Regions from separate parts of the Mus musculus genome. Here region 1 is linked to region 2. A link is a contact called in ENCODE Hi-C data. All regions are on one chromosome and are shown on one strand. The core of a region is the stretch at or near the end of the contact, and the rest is flanking DNA. Distances in the headings are between cores, read along the strand shown.

Region 1 (7,124 bases), core at 2,253-4,752, 68 kb after region 2:
AATAATATGTAAATCATTTATACCTTGATTACATGGTAGTAGCTATGGACACCTACCTTGATGGCCCTGGTAGGAACTAGCCTAATTAGATAGATGTTAGAAATCTATCTCATAGAAGACATGAAAATTCTGTCACTTAAAGTCTGAAATTGCTCACGTTATATCAAAACAAAACAAAGTTTATATTTTAGTACCAAAGTTGACCCACAGAGGAAGTACAGCTAGGCTATAGAGTCAAGCTAAAAGCTGAGAGATGTTTCCATGGTTCAGCGAAGTGGCAGTGAACGCGGTCAGAGGCCAATGCTTGGGCAGGCCTTTCAGCTAGATAACAGCTGACAATACAGTCCTTCAGCTGCCCACATCCATGATGGCTGTTAGCATTCTGATGATGCAAAACCACTCGGCTGTCCTTCTCCTAACCTAAAAAACCAAAAGTTCTGTTTAAGTTCTGATATCTGTCTTGATGACTGCTCCTAAGAAGAAATCAGTATGTTATACGTGCATCTTCACTGTATCTTTAATATATTCAGATATTAATTTATAACATGCTTAGGTTTCTAGCTCATCATTTGCAAATATATATAAAAAGAATTGTTCCAAGTTATGTATACAAATCTGATAAATGTCACTGTAACTTCTTTGACAACAGTATTTGTTTGTTTGTTTGTTTGTTTGGGGTTTTTTGTTTTTTGTTTTTTCAAGACAGGGTTTCTCTGTATAGCCCTGGCTGTCCTGGAACTCACTTTGTAGACCAGGCTGGCCTCGAACTCAGAAATCCACCTGCCTCTGCTTCTCAAGTGCTGGGATTTGACAACAGTATTAATGGGCTTCAATTTGCTTATAGTAAAAGGACACTCACTTAGGAACTTTGGCTGTTTAAAATGCTGAGGGTGACAAATTTCTCCCTGTGACAAAGGTTAAAGTGTCAGCCAGAGGATTGACAGAGGCATAAAGATTGGATACATTCAACATAGGATGACATGGAGATGTGAGGGACAAGCACACACTAAACTATAGATCTTTTTTTTTTTTGCAATAATATTGAAATGTTAAACCATCAAGAATAAGCTCTTGAATGGCCCCTCCTATCTACAAATCAGAGATTTACTTATATTATGTTTTACTGTACACATAGTTTTTTTTTTTAATTAGGTCTCTGAGGATGTGACATGTCTACTCCCATCGTTCACCATGTCCTTGATGAGCATTTTAATTTTATATTCCTATAAGTAAAAATATCAATGCAAGATTCTTGAGGACTATACAATAACTATCTCTGAGTCAGAACAAAAATATTTTCTCTCATTACTAACACCTCACCAAAATATTTCAGTGTACACGCAAAAGAGGGTTAAAATTTAATATTCATTGGTTATGTTAACTATCTATGATATAAGGAAGTATGTGTAAATTTTCTCTATATTAGACATGTGCATAAATGTTATTATCACATAATTGGGTAGTAGATAGATGTTAATAGTTTTATGACCTAAGCTGGTAAAGAAGTGAATGTTTTGTTTTTTAACACTATTTAAATATTCTTAATATATTGATTTTTCAAATGGAAAAATTTATTTTCACACAGAAATTGGTAAAAAAAAATTAAAAATTAGTTTTCTTTATGGCAAAAGTCCCAATATATAATAGGATCATGTTTGTTGAGTTAATCTCAATATTAAAATTATTCATGGCTCCTTTTCCCTTACAATAAAGGCAAGTCATGAAGTAATAACATTTTTTTTAAATTAAATATGCTATTTACCTAAGTAAAGATTCTCCCCTCTCTCAGTTATACAGGCTACAGATGACAGTCTATGTTTCTATCCTCCCACAGGTCAGAATTCCATGTTCTGAAGGTTAGAGGAAGAGAAAGGGCGAGGATTTCCAAGCATGAGACACTTGAATCTATGAGTCCATTCGACCCGAATTCTTCAGGATGCCTACCTACACTTACAATAGCCAACCTAGAGATTATAATAATCAAAACCTGCAAACTAATTTCAAAGAGCAAAAAGTAATTGAATGTCAAATGAGTAGGTGTTTGTGTCTTTAAGTATTTAGAAATATTCTACAATGAAGATGTATCAGAAAGTCGACTTTAACTTGTTACACAGCATGGAAAGCGGACCAAGAAAATCCATCCTAAAGATAAGAAGGTGCCAGGAAGGAGGAACAAAATCATCATGAAATTATCAATTCTTTGCTTTATTGCATTCCTTCCAACTCATTTTCCTTATCATCTTTTTGACTGGCTGACCACATCTAGCACTCCCGACACCATGTTCTCTTAAACTTTACTAAAAGATTATCTTTCTTTTCCTTAAACAGCGTGAATTTCAGTGGAAAGTGGGGGTAACAGGAATCGGTGGTGCTATCCTTGAGAGAGACACATACATTACTTAGTATTCTCTGTCTTAGTCTGCAGAGCTGCAACATCCACAGGACAAAGACATAACCACAGAAAAACAGTATTGACAACTAAAATGGTGTCAAAAATTGGGAACTACAGTGTATCTCTTTTTATAGAACCTTTCATTTTTATCAAATTAAAACGACTCCACAATCTATTATAACCCAAAATACCACAAGGATTTATACTGTAGAAATGTCTCATAGTTTTAGTGTAAATACAGAAGCCGGATGAATACAGCCAGGCAACACCGTATAAAACTGCTGCTACATACTATTTTCAAGGCAGTGTCAGATCTATACATGAAATGCAAGGTATTTCAAAATGAAAGCTATTTGGTGCCTTTAAATTTCACAGAATTAACGAGACATTTCCCAAATCCTAGCAAACCTACGTATCCATACCAAGATGCCATTCATGTAGGCAGTTCACGGGAAGCAGATGTACGGACAACCACAGAGATAAGCTAGTAAATAGTCAGTTATTCTCCACTAGCATAGAGCACACACCCCGCACCCCGTCTCTGACAGTAAGAGAATAATCAACCTGCTCGAGCTGGAATCAGATTCATTTTCCTCTTCACTAGTGCCATCGTCCACTTCTGGTCTCTCCAGCCAGTGTGCACCAGCACAGCCTTCTGCTGTAAACTCAAATGCAGGGACATCTGAGGTGGATGCCATTGGCCAAGAAGGTGAATTCTGGAAATCCAGTTGGCTGGACCTTCGGTAACCAATGGAAGCCAAAGGCAATTGTAGGTTACACGGATCTAAAAACTTTCTCCCACCGTTTGCTCCGGTCTGTCCTCGGTTCCAAAATTCTCCCTGCTGGCTGTCAACGGAAGAGTTAGACGATGCTTGATGGCCAAACCACCTCCACCTGATTTTCAAAATCTGTTTCACGTCAAACTCTTTGCGAGAACCAGACATCCTCAGAGAAACCGAGTGATCGTCTAGGCAACGGGCAAAAAACACGGCGCACAGATTTGTGTATCCAACCAAGACAAGAGAAGTATATTCCCTGCTGTACCCAAAAAATAGCTTTAAAAGAAAACAAATCGTTCAAATATATATCTCCATTTACTTTCATCCCAATATATCAGACTATGAAGAACAAAGGGTAATGAATAAAGATGAACGCGGTGGAACACTCCGCTCGATCGGAGCAAACTCTGATCCACCTATCCTGAAGCAGCCCCAGCACTTTCCCTGCTCCCCTTCCCATCCAGACCCTGGACTCGCACAAACACTGACAGCATTCATTAAAGTCCTTTCAAATGCAGAACACCACCCCCTTCTCTGAACCACAAATGACAGAGACTGAGAGCACTATCCCCGCTGCAGAATCAAATCGCAGCCTTTATTGCTCGGTGCATTAACTCTTTTATGGCTGAAACAAGAGCCGTTAACGCAGAGCATTTTCCTTTGTACTTAAAAACCACTTTTCCACCAGCAGTGGTTCCTGCTTTTAAACCAAGTTCTTAGGTGAGTTCTTAGTTCATATCACAGAACACATTTTCTAAAAAGCATTTTAAATGAGATTTGAGGATTCTTGAGCTGTGTTGGGTGGGGATGAGGAGGAGGGTCTAAGCTGGGGCTCTGGACTGGTGGCCACTATCCTCCTGTCTCCTCCCTCTCCTCCCAGGATGCACAGTGACATCCTTGGTTAAGAGTTCATTTGAACAAGGGATAATGAGAAAAACTAGACGAAAAAGTTTGAAAACTACAATGGACCAAAATATGTCAGTACTAACTCTTTAAAAGGGATACCCTGACACCAATATCACTCACTCTAATTCAAACAGGGCTGCTTCCTCCAGTTTGACACCTAGATTTCCTATTGGAGAGGGATGGTGGGGCTCAAGGCTTAAGATTCCTTAGCTGCAGAGAGCACTGGACTGTGGCCTCTGTGGCCAACAAGACAGAGCAGTGCTGTGGACATGCTCACTGCAAATTGATAAGGAGAAAAAAATTAAAATTTAAAATACTAAAGAGTTACTTTGAGTATTCTAGTAGGCGTGGTGGAAGACAGGAATATACACATACTGATGTCTAACCTCCAGAATGAATAAATACAGTCACTGAAGTGAATAAAAGCACTGATTAGTCAAAATATAAAATATTATAATAGTGTAATATTAAGAATTTGTGATTTTAAAGTGCAGAACAGAATTTAGATGTTCAGTACTGAACCCCCTGTCAAATAATTTCACATAAAGCTGTTTTGACATTGGCTGAAAAGTCTGTTTTGGAGACTTTTGGCACAAAAATACCATGAGGCCTGTAGCTTAACCTCATGTGGCCCCTAGAACTAAAAACTGTTCAGAAAAAACAGAATAAGAAGCATGAAAAGCCGCGCAGAGCTCTGTACTGGCACTGTGGGGGACCTCCAATCAGCTCCCTTAGCGCCTGGGTAGGAATGGAACACTGACAAGGAGGGGTTCCGTCAGCTAGCCATACCTGCTTAACTTTAAGAACAGGAGAAAGTTAGGTGAAGGAAGGAGACAAAACGTCCTGAGCACAAAGTCAAGGTGACACCAAGTAGGGTGCCTGGGAGATCGACGCTTTGGAGCTTTAGTGTGGTGGGAGCATGCAAGCGGTGAAGTGACACCCTTGGGTCTGCTCTCACCTATGTCAGACAACTATTACATCACTGAGTCCATATGATGTCATGCCCTCTTCTACAAGGCTGTTTGAGTTCCAGTCCCCCTGGCTGTCAACCCTACTCCTCTCTCAAGGTTATACTTACAAACAACTCCTCCATTTCTCTGCGCTTGTGGTTCCTGATGCGGGCAGCAAATCTCCTTCCTGACAAAAGTTTCTGCACACTGGAGATGTAGCTGTCAGCATCTGGGATGACCAGAGAGTGCTGTAAGCCTTGAGAGGACAGGTGCCAAAGATGACATCTTGGCAAAGCACAGTATACACTGCCACAGTGGGAAATGTCACAGCAGTGGTGCATACGGACTTTACCTTCAATTCATTCAAAAAGACCCTGCCAACTACTTCTACACAAAGGACGCAAAGATTCAAAAAGACCCTGCCAACTACTTCTACACAAAGGACGCAAAGGAGAGATCACGGACATCTTAGAGCTCTCAGAGATGTTTTTAAACTTATATGCTGACAAAGGAAAGGATCATGAACTGTTACAAAAAGAACAATTTGTGTGTCGTGTGTGTGTGTGTGTGTGTGTGTGTGTGTGTGTGTGTGTGTGTGTGTGTGTGGTGCACATGTGCAGGCCAGAGCTAAACAGCAGGTGTCTCTCTCTGCCATGCTCCATTACTGATTAAGACAGGGTCTCTCACTGACCCAGCTAGCTGGCTGGCCAGGGAGCTCTTGGGAATCTGTGCCCGTCCTCCTGCCCAGTGCCACTGTTCCAGGTATGACGCCTACAGTCATGCTCAGCGTTTTACATGGCTGCTGGGGATCCCAACGAAGTCCCTGTGCTTACCAAGCAAGCATTCTTACCAGTGAGCCATCTCTCCACAAAATAAATTTTAATAAATATGAATTTATATATGTGAAATTTTAAATTGAATTGAATCAATGTGAGAACACTCGCCAGTGCTTCGAATTCCAGGAAATACTGTTTTTTATAGCTAGAAGTGGTTTGATTGTTATCTTGTCTGGTGAGTCATTGAAACCTGAACTCAACAGTGGCTTTCATTAAGGACCTCTGAGACATGAGCCATTCATTTCTCAAAAGTAATTCTCCATCAGGAGAAATTCAGACTTAAGGAGCCATGGATGTTAAACTATGAGGTCACACCCCTCCTGCTAAAAGGATTCAAAGGGCCTTTTATCAGAAAATTGGGCTATACATTGAATGTATACCTGCTTACAATAGTAGCTGTTCTGAGCAGGCTATCAGACAGGCTCCATGGTTTGAAAGGGACACCAGGATTGGGTTGCAGAAGGACAAACTGCAGCAGTTAACTGCTGCCATTGTGACCAGAACTTAATTCACCCCTCTCTCACTCATAATGCCACTTTCACACATTTATAAGAATTTTGATTGTTGCTAGAAGAAAGATCATACTATACATACAATTTGAACATTTTTCTTTTCTTTTTGAGAATATTTTGTTATGTGTATGTGTGTATGTGTGTGTGTGTGTGTGTATGTGTGTGTATGTGTGTGTGTGTATGTGTGTGTGTATGTGTGTATGTATATGTGTATGTATGTGTGTGTGTATGTGTGTATGTATGTGTGTGTATGTGTATGTGTGTGTGTGTGTGTGTGTGTGTGTATGTGTGTGTGTGTATGTGTGTGTGTATGTGTGTGTATGTGTGTGTGTATGTATGTGTATGTGTATGTGACTGGATGCACATTTGAGTGCAGGTGCCCTCAGAGGCCAAAGGTTTCAGATGTTGTGAACCACCACCCTACCTGGGTCTGGGAACTGAACTTAGTCCTCTGGAAGGGAATAACAAGTGCTCTTAACCACTCAGCCATCTCTCTAACTCTGCATGTTGCTTTGCTTATACAATTTCATACACACATGGGCACACTAACTAATAAACCTCTTAAACAGTTTCATGACATTTCATAGTTGTAAACAGTTCATTACTCTCTATGAGGTGTGCATGGTGGTTCAGACCGTACATTTCAGAACTAAGGAAGCTGAAACAGGATCACTGCCATGAGTTTGAGGCCAGTCTGGGTCACATCTCAAGTACCAAGCCAGGCTTGTCTATATTGTGAGAGTGTGTCT
Region 2 (6,563 bases), core at 3,806-6,305:
CGGCCTCTATGTTCCTGCCCTTTCTGAGTTCTCATCCTGACTTCCTTTAGTGATCAACAGTGAGATGGAAATTCAGTATAGAGTAGGCGCTGTCCCCTGGCTTTTGGTCATGGGGTTTCATCAGAGCAATAGTTACCCTAACTAAGACAGCATTTAATGGAACAAGTGAGTAAGATCGGGCCATCTGCAGCTACATACTGGGTTCAAAGCAAGCCGTTTAAAAACAAAACAAAATAATATAATGTATAGATATAATTTTTTATCTTTATAATTTCTCCAATTCCTAAATTTAGACTTTTTCATTTATACAATGTGCTGTTTTTCATTTGGACACTCTTTACTCTTGAGTAGTTGCTAAAACATATTTTGATTTATATTTAAGTTAGCAATTATCTTATTTTACAAATGGTTAAAATGTGTTTGGGAACTTTAATTCCCTTTAACAGTCTCAGACATTCTGGGGAGCATAGAAGTGCAAAGTTTTCAAGTTGCTGACAAAATTATCATTTGCCAATTTAAGACTGACAAATAGCATTTTATTTGTTTGGAGATCCACTCTGGTCAGATCCAACTAGGATGGATTCGGCTGCAGAGTTCAGATGCGGTCCTTATGCCAGCAAAGCAGAGCTCCCTGAGATAAGCAACGGAGCTCACATGATGTATTGGGTGCCTTCTTGTAGGCATCATCACTAAGCAACTATTTAAATCCCACTTCCCAACACAGAGGAATCAGAAGCAACACTGCGGACCATGGGAGATGGAGAAACATCTTTGTTTGTTGTTTCCAACAGCTTTGGAAGGACAAGGCAGGCAGGCGGGAGAAGCCAGGAGGCAAGCCACTTGACTTGGAAAGGGGGGCAGCAGATGAGGGAAAGCACAGAGGGCAGCGAGCCAGTGAGAAGCATGGCCGCACCAGCCCTCTGAGGCCAGGGAGTCTCCACGTTAGTGACTGCTGAGTGCCTATGCTACACTGAATTTACAGTGATTTCCCAACGGCCGAAGATGTCTTCATTCTCTAAGTAACTTTTTTCCAATGATGTACTGGAGAGAAAAGACCAAAGTAGATACAGTTTGGGTATGCCTAATGGGAAAGTCCTTAATTTGTAGTTTTTCTCTCATTTTCATGCGTAGGGGTATGTGTGCGTGTGCGTGTGCATGTGTGTGTATGTGCATGCACATGTGTACAGGCTTCAGGTGAGTCACTGTTCTCTCCTCACCCTGGCATTTATGTGTTCTCAGGACCTGAACCCTGGTCCTCATGTTTGTGTGCCAAATGCTTTAACCACTGAGCCACCTCGCCAGCCCCTTATTTTGGACTCACTTATCATAATGACAAAGAGCTTCCCTGGGAATATTTATGTATATAGATACAAACTCCAACTCAAGTGCCCTACACATATTTCACTAACTTTGGCCTAAAGAAAGTAATCCTTTTTCTAGTTAGAGAAAACAGAAAAAGGAGATGGGGCTGTTCATTTAGTTTATTCTTTATTTTATATGCACTGGTGTCTTGCCTGCATGTATGTCTGGGTGAGGATGTCAGATCCTGGAGTTACAGACAGCTGGAAGCTGCAGTTACAGACAGTTGTGAGCTGCCATGTGGGTGCTGGGAATTGAACCTGGTCCTCTGGAGAGCCCTAATCTCAACCTGATTTAATTTTAAGACAGTAATTTTCTTTTTGAAATCTTTCAGACCACAAAGCTTGAAGTTTTCACTCCAACCCTGTACTCACCCAGGCAAGCTAATTTCACTTCTTTTTTGGCCATGGCGATCAAAGATTTTAACAATATAATCAGCTCTGAAATCAAGCAGAATAAAGAAGTTATTTCAATGTTGCTCTTATTTATCCATGCATTTAAAAATTAGGCTCCATCTCAGTTGATGTGAGTGTTCTCTCTTGGTAGTTCTATAATCTGTATTTTTAAAAAGTTATGACTGAGGAAAATACTCTTTAAGGTATGATATTAATGGGAGTGAATATTTCTTTCTACTACAGATGATCACACAAGAATTCACACGGAAGAGACAGTATGGGCACAGGTTAGGTGTGGACACATACACACATAGCCACTATTTCAAACAGCCACTCTTTTCTTACCCTGTTACTGCAAGGTAGTTTCCTGATGATTTTTGCCAGGCAAATTGTATCGGAGCACCAAGCCAAGACTTTTCTAGCAGGGAGAAAACACGCTAAAAAAATAAACAAATAAACACAAGTTTTACATTTTTAAAAAGATGATGTGTTGGTCAGAAAAATATGTCAAAGTTTAATCATGCAGATATGCAGAAAGCAGAATGAGTGATAATGTTTATTCAAAAACAAATAAATAAATAAATAAATAGCTAAATAACAGCGTGGGCCAGGCATGGTGGCTTACACCTTTAATCCCTGCACTTGACAGATAGAGGGATCTCTGTGACATTCAGGGCAGCCTGGTTCACACAGTGAGTTACAGGCCAGCCAGGGACACAGAGTAAGACCCTGTTTCCAAACAAACAAACAAACAAACAAACAAATTAATGATAACTGAACAAAACAAAATCAACATCAGTCAAAGGTAAGTAGTTGGTGCAGCAGGATACAACCTGGGAGCATCTGGGAAGAGAGGCTCAGCAAGGGACTTTCTACGCTGGGTTAGCCTACCTTAAGGTACTTGACTTGGGAAGAGCTACCGTAGGAGGCACCATTCCCTAGGCAGTGGGTCCTGCGTTATATAAGAGAAATGATCTGAGGCCAAGCAAGCAGGAATGCATGCATTTATTTCTCTGTATGTGTGACTGGGGATGTCATGTGACTAGCTCCTTCATGTGCCCACCACGGTGCCCCCTTGCTTGATGGACTGTAACCAGGAACTGAAAACTGAAATAACCCTTCTCCCCTCTGTTGTTTCTGTCAGGTAACTTTATCACAGCAACAGAATGAAACTAGAACAGACTTCAAGGCAAAAGAGAGATTATCAGAGAACTCTTTTTGTTCTTCTGTTTGACTGGTTTGAGACAGGGTCTCAATATGTAGCTTTGTATGGGACTTGCTATTTAGAGCAGGCTGGCCTCAAACTCATAAAGATCCACCTGCCTTTGTCATCTGGGTTCTGGTATTAAAGTGTATGCTTTTTAAATGTCTTCAATTATTAACTTTATAAAAACATGCCACAGTGCTTTATGCATGCCGAAAGAATTTAAACATGAATTTATTAAATGTGACACAGATTTGGGGGACTACGTTGAACAAAATTACTATTTAAAAAGCTTGGATAGACCTAAGATGCTTACAGTCCCTTTAAAATTATCTTCATTTACTCACTACTTAAACCTACTTCTTTGTCACATATTTACATTGCATATTTGCTGGGCAATATGTCACTTGGGAAAACTTTACATTGATTCAACCTACTGAGGTCCTCATATCTGCATTAGTTGTAACTCTATATGTCAGATTTCAAAGACTATTAGAAACACAAATGATAGCATGGATAATTTGTTTGTTTTCAGATAAGGTCTCTTTATATAGCCCTGGCTGCCCTGAAACTCACTATATAGATAGGACTAAGCTCAAACTCACAGAGATCCACCTGCCTCTAGCCCCAGAGTGCTGGGATTAAAGGCGTGGGCTGATTCATTGCTACCAATGAATGCTGGCTTTATTGGTATTTTTTCTGTTAGATGCTGATACAAATTTTGGAGATACTCGGCAAAACAAACTGTATTATCACAATGTTATTTGTTTTTTTTAAACAATTTTATTGTTGTTATAAGTTAAAAATTTGAAATTTCATTGACTTATATTATTCTTATATCAGACTGCTACATTCTAGAATACTCAGGAACATGACCCTAGATGAAAAATATTAGTTTTAAATACTGTAGATTAATCAAGCACACCCTTATCTAGGTAGATGCAGCTTAGATACTGTAGCTGAAGACTTGAATCTGAGTGACAACACAACTCCTCCAATGCTATCTGAATAAATGCCCATCTCCCGAAAGCCTGTGTCCTGGAATCGCAACTTAAGATAGAGGTGCGCTATGATGCCAAGCACACACAGGTTTTTTCCAGCACGTACACTCACTCAACGTATTCTAGACCATCTTACTTCTGCGAGTTTGGGAATACATCGTCCTTAAACCTGATTCTATTCCTTTCATGGCAGATCTGTCTTGGGCTGTAATCTTACAGGTTAGTTTTCTTCCACAGAGTTATATCGGTTCTAGGTACAACTCAGATAAAAGTTACAGCTTTCCTAGAACAGCAAAAAGGTTTGCTTGTTGCAGGTCACGGTTAACTTAACTGTAAAGAGAATAGTATTTACTCCTTTCCGACACACCAGAAAGTGAATCATGCAAAGTTATCTGCCAATTCCAATGGACACACAAGAGCTACAGTGAAGCTTTAGGAAAGCTGAAACCATTTTAAACTCGGTGTTTCCATTTCTTTGTCAGAGCAGTGCGGGGGTAAGTACCTCTGAGGTAAATCACAGGAGTGCAGCGGCTGCCCCTGTGGAATTCACAACAAACCCAATCAGAAAACCTGCGTGCAGTGGAGGACGCACACAGGTGTGCAGATTTCTCCATCATGTGTTCTAGCGACCAGGGCTCTGCATACCGGACAGGTCACAGGCCAAGTAATTCTTGATGACTGTTTTAGAGACTTTTGATTCTCCCTAGGGCTCTGGGCCAGTGGCTTGGTTTGCCCAGGATTAAGCTACAAGAAATCGGTAGCGATACCGGTAGTTCGGGCGTACTCAGATCAGGCTTCTACCAGATTCCAGAGGGCACAGGCCTCCCTCAGCCCGCTCTCCAGAGCTTCCTTTCCCTGCATCCTTACAAGCCCATCATCCCCTCCCGCCCGCTCCCGGAGCTCATTCCTCTATCCTCAGCACTTCCGCGGAGGGACAGGGACACAAACTCCTCAGAGTCGCGCTCCGAGAGTTTAGGAAATACAGAGGCTGCCACATCTTCTCAATCCGCTGGCACTTGTAAGTTATTTACCTTCATTTCAAAGGCTCCAGCGACACCCCCGTTCTTGTAAGTGCGCAGGCGCAACAGAACACCCCCGCCCCGCTACCGCGTTCTCGTCACCCAGGAGACCGTGCAAACAGCGACCAATCAGCGAGCGTGGGGCGGAGCTGCCCCCGGAGCCCTCCTTTGAGAGAGATGGGCAGGGTGGGTAGAGTCACGTGATGGAGGTGGAGCTAAGCTCCGGGAAGTTGAATGCTACGAGGGCTGGTCAACTTCCTGCCTGAGCTCTGATTGGGTGAGGCTGCGAGGCAGGCGGGCCCTATGGACAGAAAGGGTCTTGAGCTATGTGAGCAGAAACCACTGGCCTAGGAGCGGTTGTAAAGGAATTCCGGGGGGAAAAAAGCTGGACCCAGAGGTTGGCAAGTAGGAGGCAGGAATTGGCTCATGAGCCAGACGGCTTCTACAAGATCCACTTGTAAAAAAGGCTTGGAGAAACTAATGTATCATTCCTCATTTTTTTTTCTTGCAGGGTTTTTATTTTTGATTTTGCCCTAACGGAGGTGAGGTATGAGGAGTCGTTTTCTTTCAGGACCATTAAGACAATTTTAGCTAGTGTGATCGGGGAGGAATAGTTGAAAAAAATAAAGAAAAGAACTCGCCTGTAGTATTTGAGCCTGGTAAACAAGAAGTTTAGCGGAAGCTAAGCATTAAAAGTTGGCTGGAGGGAGGGAGTGGGATTCTGCACAGTAGCTAAGGTTGGCTAGCTGGGCATCATCACCTCGGGTTCCTAGAATAGAGTTGGGTAATTTTTCACAGCGACTCTCGTCCATGAGATAAAATTGTAGTCAAACCTAAAATGGCCTCAGCAAGAATACAAGATGGAGAAACTTCTGCATTGTCTTGCTCTGTCACAATAGTAACAGGCTAATCAAAAACAAACAAAAAAAAAACAAAAAACCTACATGGTTGCATCAGTAGCTATAATAACAAAGCATTTGACAAAACTGAACATAAAACAAACCCTCAAAATTCTCAAAAAACAAAACCCAACAAGAAAAAGCAAGACAACAAAACCCTGTACCATAGAAATTGTAAACAGTATCTCCAAATAGCCTAAGGCTGATGTACTTAATGCTAAGAATCTTGAAAGTAGTCCCATTAGGAACAAGGCAGGGATGTCCCCTCTTGTGACTCTTTCTCAATTCTGGTGGAAGTCCTAGTTAATGCAATAAGGAGAGAAAAAGAAGCATACTGATTGAGGAAGGAGGTGGGAAAACTGCAGATGACATGACTGAGAGTGTACAGAATCAGTAGAAGAGAGGGAGGGATGTGGGGTAGAGGTAGAGCTAATTATACCAAGCCTCCAGGATACAATCTTAATACACAAAGAGTAGTCACACCCCTCCATATCAGTAATAAGCAGATTTGAAATAAAAGAGCAGTGCCATTTTCATGAGTACCTCTCAAAATGGAATGCAGCTACAAGTCTAGCAACGTATATACATAATGGGTGTGAACAACAGTACAGAACCGAAGATAGATATTAAAAGAGTTCAGAGGGCTGTGAGGTGGCTCAGTGGGGGAGGGTCCTCTTTGCCCAGCT

Evidence for each region. Hi-C counts contacts between places; a loop is a spot of excess contacts on that map.
Region 1: a loop to region 2 is called in a map of left cerebral cortex, with 2.5 times the contacts of the local background. The contact joins the promoter of Klhl5 here to the promoter of Wdr19 in region 2. A Hi-C loop is called at or near these places in 3 of 37 maps with a recorded cell type or tissue (heart and left cerebral cortex).

Annotation. Positions count from the first base shown.
Region 1 is chr5:65,127,609-65,134,732 of GRCm38, reverse strand. It overlaps Klhl5 (kelch-like 5), which reads right to left and starts at 3,502. Exons shown (of 11, transcript NM_175174.4): 1 at 2,957-3,502. The coding sequence starts at 3,336. LOC115490189 (a long non-coding RNA gene) reads right to left here and starts at 2,950. Exons shown (of 2, transcript XR_003955931.1): 1 at 1,763-2,950; 2 at 1-420.
Region 2 is chr5:65,198,188-65,204,750 of GRCm38, reverse strand. Wdr19 (WD repeat domain 19) reads right to left here and starts at 5,055. Exons shown (of 37, transcript NM_153391.2): 1 at 4,991-5,055; 2 at 2,100-2,191; 3 at 1,734-1,799. The coding sequence starts at 4,996.